Linked DNA regions of Homo sapiens: region 1 is linked to region 2. A link is a contact called in ENCODE Hi-C data. All regions are on one chromosome and are shown on one strand. The core of a region is the stretch at or near the end of the contact, and the rest is flanking DNA. Distances in the headings are between cores, read along the strand shown.

Region 1 (4,298 bases), core at 68-2,567, 550 kb after region 2:
AGGCCTTTTTTTTTTTTAGGGGACAATAGGAACTGACTGTTGGGTATATGTGTGGAGGATTGAGCAGCCTGTATGATTTGGAGGTACCAGCTAGCAGTCAGTGTGAGTATGCATGTTTGTAGCCTGATTCCATAGCAATAAAACTGTCTGCTTCTCCATCGGACTCTCCCCCTTGGCTGTGAGCTCCCAGAAGGCAGGGCTTCCCCTGCCTTGTAACTCTATCTGCAGTTTCTGGCATCATCTGGCTGAGACTTCATTTAATACAATTTACTCCTCTGTACCAGACACTGGGCTGAGCCCCAGAAGGAACAGTGGTGAGTAAGGCTGACTTGATGCCCGTCTGCATGGTGCTTGCAGAAGCCTGCTAGGCTCTCAGAAGCCAAGGCTCTCAGAAAGTGTCTGCTGAATGAATGAGCTTGTGTAAGAGGTGGCCATCAGGGGGACTGGGGCAGCTCGTGTGTGCTGTGGGGGGCTTAGGGTCCAGTGATGATGGGTCTTTGGGAGCAGACTACTTCTGTCTGTGGGGAAAAAAGGAGGCTCTTTGCCTTTCACAACGGGAAATCGGGTCAGGACCCGAGTGATTATAGGATCATAAGTAATTATAGGCCTAGATCTCCCCGTGATCCATCCCTCCCTTTCCTCGAAGGGCCTGGAGCCAGGGGTTACAGCTGGGTAGGCCCAGCTCTCAGAAAGTGATCCAGAAGCTGGTTAGACCTAAGGATGGTCGGTCCTTGGGGAGGGTTCAGCTGAAGAGCCCGGAGCCCCTGACCCTCACCCCTACTCTACGGCGAGTCCCTCCGGCACCTCGCCACCCACAATGGTCCCGCCCTCCATGGCTACGCCCACCGTCTTGGTCCCGCGTTCCTTTTGGCTCACTCGCCTTGTGGACACGCCCCTTCGCTTCCATTGCGTCCCGCCCCGCCACGTTCTGGCTCTGCCCCTGCTCTGCTCTGCCCCGGGGGTACTTTGGGTCCTCTGCTCATTCCGGCAATATCCCGGTTCCTGACTCGGCCTCTCTTATCCTGCCGCGCCTCTCGGGCAATGACAGCTGCTTTTCCCACTGCCCGGCTCTCGGGCCGCCGTTAAGGCTCTCATCGGTGAGAAGACTGGCGGCCCGCCCTGGGGGTCCCTGCCTCTGGCCTTCTCGGTAACTGGACTTGGGCTTGGCCCCCGCACCTTCAGCACGTGTTCCTTGTTAATGCTGTCGTAGAATATCTTGGCGGACTCCTTGATGGGGATGCCGCTCTCCCTCTTCCAGGAGATGTGGGGTTTGGCGTTCCCCTGCACCCGGGCTCGGAACACGGCTTTGTCCCCTGCGATGAGCACAGGACGCGTTTTCGCCTCTTAGCCACCAGGCTAGAGCCTCTGCCACCCTCTGCCGGCTCTCTGCCTCCTCCCAGACACCTGGGCCTGGCCCCGGGCAGGGGAGGAACCCTCGGCCAGGCTCTGCCAGGGTTTAGCATTGGAGGTCGTTGGGGTAGGACGGAGGGTGGGGGCACTCGATTAGAAAGCGAAGCACTGGAGCCCGGTGAGCCACAGGCAGCAACACACCCTCGGGCGCGGTGACCGGTTGAGGCTTCTCCACGAACTCAGGGACGCTGTCGCCCGCAGGGATGTTTGAGCTCCGGGTCACTAAGCTGAAGAACTCCACTATGCTCGAGGACTTCCTCCTCACGACCTCCTCTGTGGGGGCAGGCGAGAGGTCAGAATGGGCTCCAGGTAGAAGCCCAGCTCGCGATGGGAGGACAGAGCTTTCTTGAGAGGACGGTGGAGCATGGGAACAAAGAGCATTTAGGGAAGTGGGAGCAGGACCAGCTACATGGGGAGAAAGCAGGGTGAGTCGATGGGCCATTGTGTTATGGCAAGTTTCAACCACTAGGGGAGGCGAACTCCTTTCCCACACCTCAGTGGTCCATTACCTTTATGGGGCCACAGCCCTGAGTCCTAATTTTTTTTTTTAAAGGAGGCTTCTCTTTTGGAATTTTCTTGGTCTCTTAGGCTTCTCTCCTGGAAGTCCTGGTCCCCCAGTAGCATTAAGAGGGGCTAGGCCTGCTTCTGCCTGGGAGGTCTGCAGCTTGGCTGAGCTCTGCTCTAGATTTTCTCCCTGCCATTCTGTGGGTTCAGCATTCATTGCCTTGGGAGTAGTGATTCTTGAGTGAGGGACAGGACACGACACAGTCCCACTCCAGTGGAGCTATATATGGGAATATCCTTATCTGAAAGCACATCTTCAATGTGGAAATATAATTTTATATTTGGAAAACAAAAAAAACTGTTTTTGCAGTATAAAACTACAGACAATCTTCTTGGCTGGTGAGTTATCAATTCACAACAATTGCTCTGAATCATGGAACACTTTCCTTGAGTCAGGAACTGTGCTAGGCACATATCAGAGATGATTTTATTCCATCTTCACAGCATCCCACTGAAGTAGGTGCCTTTATTATCCCACTAATCTGACAGAGGGGGAAAAGTGTGTTAAGAAGCTCTCATGGCCTGCTTTTAAATACTAACAAGAGGTCTCAAACAGGCAGAGTGCAGTGGACACCTGGCCTGCAGATGTCTTTTATGTGACCTCCACAATGTTTAAACAAAAAAGTAGCCCTACATCTGAAAGAGAAAGATTTCACATAAAAATTCAGATTTCTGGATTCTCAACACTGAACCTGTATTCCCATATGGCAACAGTCAGTGGGAGGTGAATAGTGGCTGCCCCTTTAGATGGGATATACAGTCTCTAGTTTACCCCAGTCTTTTCCCCACATTTATGTTCCCTGCCTGGGCCCTGTTGGTCAGTGGTCTACAGCTTTGGCTGCACATATATAATCCATGGAGAACTTTATAAGAAATACCTGATTGAATGGTCTGGGGTGAGACTCAGGTACTGCCATATTTTTGCCCTCCTCACACCCCCTGCACTAAGGTGACTCTGATGTGCGGCCACAGCAGAGAATCACTGCTGTAAATCACTTGAGTTTGGAACTTCTGGTCTAGACCATAGGCCTTGAGTCCCAGCTGTTCCACTTGCTCTGCCTCACTGGCCAGGAGGTGTTGGTTGGTATAGAGTGTTTATCTGGCCTTGACCTCTGTGCACGGAGGACTTTGAGGGACTCTATCCCTTTGAGGCTTTGAGGGAGGGGCAATGACTGTGAGAAGGGGTATCCAATGTCTTGGCCCCCGGCCATCTTTTAATCTCTTTCCACTAGAGACGTGACTAAAACACTCTGTTCAGCTCTGAGACCATTTCTCAGCTTTCCCTTGGATCTGCCCTCTTCCAAGTCTGGCCCCAGAGGGCTAAAAGCCTGGAAGGTAAGGTCACCTTCTTGTTTATGTGTTCACCTTCTTTCTCCACTGGTAGCCCCAAGTCTCCTATTTCTTAAGTGGAGCAGGGTCAGCATTACTGATATGTAGATAAGGTGGCTACCTTCCTAATTTCCCCTATGCCTGAAATTCTACCTTTGGAGATAGAATCTGTTCACCTATGGCTCTGATCTCCTTCAGCAATTAAGAGTTTATCAATCATTCACACACATCCACATGATTGATCTTTTCTAAGCTGTTTTCCTGGAGATCTGATCTGTGTTGAACATCCAGCTGGCTGAAGCTTTAACAAAGCCAAGATTAGAAGCACACGTTGGGTGGGGGTTGCTGTTGGTATTGTGGGCTCCAGAGGGGCCCATTAGTGGCAAAACTGGGGCCACCCAAGGGATGGGTGTGGAGGAAGAATAGCTGCCCTTCCCGATCCCTTCCCTGCCCCCATTCCACTTGCCTCCCACGATCTTGGTTGTCTGGGAGAAGGTCTGCACGTGGGTGGTGGAGCTGGAGAACTCCATGGACACGTGCTCCTGCAGCATCTGCCGGCTGTGAATGGTTGTCATGGTGACAGCAGGCGTGGGCACTCACCTGTGAGACTGGGGAAGAGGATGAGGCCATGAAGGACAAGACAGGGAGTAGGAGGGAGATTCAGAGATGTTATGTGTGTGTTCAGACATAAGAGGAGATGGAAGCACACAGGAGAGGGCCAGGAGAGCAGTCGAGCTCTCTTTTCTTCATTTCCTAGCTTCCTTTTCCTGGTTAGTTACCAGACCCAATAGGCCTGTCCTCTCACTGAGTAACTCCAAACTATTCCAGGGTCTCAGAGGGAGAGGTTATAGGGCTTAGACTTACCCAGCCAACCAAGTAAGGCCTGGAGGGAGTTGAGGATACCTATTGATAGCTACATGGCACTAAGGAGGCAGTGCTGGATGTTTCATCAGGAGGGAATGCAGTCAGACCTAAGAAAGAACTTCCTGACTAAG
Region 2 (4,116 bases), core at 589-3,088:
ACCGAAGAGGAAAATGAATATTGGGGCAATCTAGCAGTCTCTTCAGCCCTGATTGTCTCTGACTCTGTGCTCACATCAAGATTTTTCAGGAACTCCTCAGAAATAATGAATGATGGGGCAGAGAACAGAACTGGAGCCTCATGCAGGGTTCCAGGGACCAGGGGCTGGTATTAGACTTGCTCTTCGTGTTGTGAACTCAGGAAAACCCTTTAATTCTCTATGCCTTGGCTTCATCTTATGTTATATGAGGATAATACCATAGATGGTCTTTAAGGAACACAGGCTAAATGTTGGTGATACTACAGGGAAAATGACAGGTATGACTTAGTCCTTATGGAGCTTTGGTTTTCATGAGGAAGACAAACATATCATACCATAAATATAGATAGAGAAACTCTTTAGTGCCCTGAGTGTGGATAACAGAGGCTCTCCTTTTCCTCCCATTTCCTTTCTGGGCCAATCAGGGCTGTGGCACCTTGCCCCTCTAAGAGAGCTCATGATGGATGCATTCACTCCTGATGCTTCTCTGTACTCCCAGCAAAGGGTGCATCTTCTGTCCACCAGGAGGCCTCCTGCCCCTGTGCATCCTCAGGATTCCAGAGCAAATGTGACCTCTGATAGGCAAAAAGGAACTCCTGAATTTATTCCTAAATGGCATTCACTCACCTCTATTTTGTTCCCTCTTTGATTTGCCTCTCCTTCTCTATGTGGAGTTTGCTTAGGTCAGTTTTTTTTTCAATCCACAATTTTGGCTGCCAACTTGGATTTAACTTGAGAATCACTCCTCTGCTTTACTCCCTGTAACATATATAATCGACACAGGGTGGTGCTGGGTATAAAGGGCTGCTCCAAGACTGGATTGTGAGTCAGACCTGCCGGACTCAAATTCATACTATGTAATACATAACCCCTGGGACAAATAATTCCCTTTCGTTGTGCTCCAATTGCATTATCTGCCATATGGGAATAATACCAATTCTTACCTCCTAGGCTCTTCGGGTGATTAAAAGAGACAATACCTTACAAACTCTCAATCAGCTGCTGTTATTCTCCCAGATTAGACCTAATCCTCATTCTCCAGTTGAAATCTGCATGAATCTCTCTCTTTACACTCCAAGCCCTACACATCGCCTATTTCCCCTCATGGACGCCTCTCATACAAATGTTTGCATCAACAAAGAAATGCTACCAAAGATCTCCTGAAAGAGAGAACCAAAAAGTTTACATTGTGTATACCCAGCAGAACACTTAGTAGTCCCCCATAGATATTTCCACACTTCAATTACCTCCGTCAGTTACACTCAGACCTCATCTTCACTTACTCTTTCCTCTGTTCTATTGCTGAGTAATTCAGCTCAGACCCACACCCTACCCAAACACTGTGTACAAAAATGCTTCTAGGTGTTCAGCAAAGCCACACTGAGTCTTCATTTCAAAGGCACATCAGTGGTCAATTTCAAGTTTTGGGCACACATCAAGAATTCTTCTCAACACAGATACAGCTTTCCACAAATAGAATTCTGATGAATTAAATTTTCTTCATCCAGTTATACGTGTGTGTTCTAATACCTTACATTGTGCTTTCATCTTTATTTTCCATTTCATCCAAATCTACCAGTACCATTAGTCTCATGCATGCATTCATTCATTGAATGAATGTATATGAAAAGCACAGTGTGCTGCTCATGGAAATAGGCACTGGGAGTATAAAATGTAAAATGTAGTCCTGTCTGCAATGACTGACACACTGAGTTATTTCTCACCCACCAGGCCCAGCCATTTTCACACTTATCCTAGCAAAGGTCACATTTTCCTCTAGTTCATAATGCATGGTCTTCCTTCCTGTCCATGGATGACCAGTCCTAGTCACGAGTGTGTCACAACCACCTCTTTGTGTATCTGAATTCCTCCACCTGAAAGAAAATTTCAGACCCAGGATAGATTAATCATCGGGTCCAAAGCCCTGGCCGGATGAGTGGGGGTGTTTTGATCCTAATGTTATTCCCATGTCAGCACAGAACTTGTGTGGCAGTAGAGAGATGTCAGGCTTCAGAGTCAACAAGAACTGGATTTCAAACTGGATTTGAGGACCCCCACCTTTGGTAAGTGACTTATTATCTGCGAGCCTCTGTTTCTCTCTTCTTTAAATGAGGACAGTAAATCCCATACGGCAGGGTGGTGGGGAGAATCAGAGATGATACAGCTGGTGATCACATCTGGTTTGTGTTCCCAGGGGCACCAGACTAGGGTTTCTGAGCATGGATCCAACCGTCCCAGTCTTCGGTACAAAACTGACACCAATCAACGGACGTGAGGAGACTCCTTGCTACAATCAGACCCTGAGCTTCACGGTGCTGACGTGCATCATTTCCCTTGTCGGACTGACAGGAAACGCGGTTGTGCTCTGGCTCCTGGGCTACCGCATGCGCAGGAACGCTGTCTCCATCTACATCCTCAACCTGGCCGCAGCAGACTTCCTCTTCCTCAGCTTCCAGATTATACGTTTGCCATTACGCCTCATCAATATCAGCCATCTCATCCGCAAAATCCTCGTTTCTGTGATGACCTTTCCCTACTTTACAGGCCTGAGTATGCTGAGCGCCATCAGCACCGAGCGCTGCCTGTCTGTTCTGTGGCCCATCTGGTACCGCTGCCGCCGCCCCACACACCTGTCAGCGGTCGTGTGTGTCCTGCTCTGGGGCCTGTCCCTGCTGTTTAGTATGCTGGAGTGGAGGTTCTGTGACTTCCTGTTTAGTGGTGCTGATTCTAGTTGGTGTGAAACGTCAGATTTCATCCCAGTCGCGTGGCTGATTTTTTTATGTGTGGTTCTCTGTGTTTCCAGCCTGGTCCTGCTGGTCAGGATCCTCTGTGGATCCCGGAAGATGCCGCTGACCAGGCTGTACGTGACCATCCTGCTCACAGTGCTGGTCTTCCTCCTCTGCGGCCTGCCCTTCGGCATTCTGGGGGCCCTAATTTACAGGATGCACCTGAATTTGGAAGTCTTATATTGTCATGTTTATCTGGTTTGCATGTCCCTGTCCTCTCTAAACAGTAGTGCCAACCCCATCATTTACTTCTTCGTGGGCTCCTTTAGGCAGCGTCAAAATAGGCAGAACCTGAAGCTGGTTCTCCAGAGGGCTCTGCAGGACAAGCCTGAGGTGGATAAAGGTGAAGGGCAGCTTCCTGAGGAAAGCCTGGAGCTGTCGGGAAGCAGATTGGGGCCATGAGGGAGAGCCTCTGCCCTGTCAGTCAGACGGGACTTTGAGAGCAACACTGTCCTGCCACCCTTGACAATTACATGCGTTTTTCTTAGCGTTTCGCCTCAGAAATGTCTCAGTGGTAACTCAAGGTCTTCAAATAAATGTTTATCTAACCTGACAGTTGCAGTTTTCACCCATGGAAAGCATTAGTCTGACAGTACAATGTTTGGATTCTCCTTGATATTACCAATACATTTTCCCTGTTATCTTGCACTGAATCTTTCCTACTGAACACTTTTTCTGCACTTTTCATTGTAATAAAAGGAGTTCCTGTCCACAACCCTAAAACTCTTCTTTATACTTGTTTCCTACCTGATAGTATCAAAAAGGAAGATTCCTTATTAATCTGTCAGACTATGTTCCCCTGAAAATCATGTTCCCTTCTATGACTGGAGGCATTACTGCAGTTGGAAGCTCAATTCTTAATAAGTGAGTTCTGCTACCTCTAAATTCCATTGAATTCTCAGATATAAAGCAAAATAATGTCCTTAGAGAGAGATTCTCCCTTCATAAAAACAGTCTTAGAAATTGGTTTTATGAATAGCCCTCTCCTGTCATTTGTCCACACATGGTCACACGTTGGCTTTGGTTTCTAGTAAAGACAATCGTGGCCCCTTCCCCTTGAGAACTGGTAAGTGCTTATTTAGCTCTTCCTGGACTAACGGACCAGTGAGGAGCCTATAAATACACCCCACCAGTTCCATTTTGGCCATTGGAAATTAAAATTGGTTTCAAACTGGAAATTATCTTGAAAACCATTTATTATTCATTTACAGAGTCTTTAAGTTGTAGGAGAATTCTTCATACTTTCAGGTTTTGTACAAATTGTTCTGGCTGTAACTTTCAGTTAATTTTA

What was found. Hi-C counts contacts between places; a loop is a spot of excess contacts on that map. Pooled maps may share reads with other maps.
Region 1: a loop to region 2 is called in a pooled map, with 9 times the contacts of the local background. The contact joins the enhancer-like site here to the promoter of MRGPRX4 in region 2. A Hi-C loop is called at or near these places in 8 of 50 pooled maps.

Annotation. Positions count from the first base shown.
Region 1 is chr11:18,720,359-18,724,656 of GRCh38, forward strand. IGSF22 (immunoglobulin superfamily member 22) reads right to left here. Exons shown (of 23, transcript NM_173588.4): 2 at 3,770-3,911; 3 at 1,552-1,683; 4 at 1,177-1,313. The coding sequence starts at 3,878. The region is part of intron 2 of IGSF22-AS1 (IGSF22 antisense RNA 1); the gene reads left to right. Among named protein-coding and RNA genes, the nearest start is that of IGSF22, 3.7 kb to the right of the region's middle. RefSeq lists an enhancer at 1,273-1,462. Within about 2 kb of position 1,318, at least 24 of the 41 ENCODE cell types and tissues checked have a DNase peak (open chromatin) inside an H3K27ac peak, as active enhancers do.
Region 2 is chr11:18,170,999-18,175,114 of GRCh38, forward strand. MRGPRX4 (MAS related GPR family member X4) reads left to right here and starts at 1,839. Exons shown (of 1, transcript NM_054032.3): 1 at 1,839-3,282. The coding sequence starts at 2,259. The coding sequence ends at 3,227.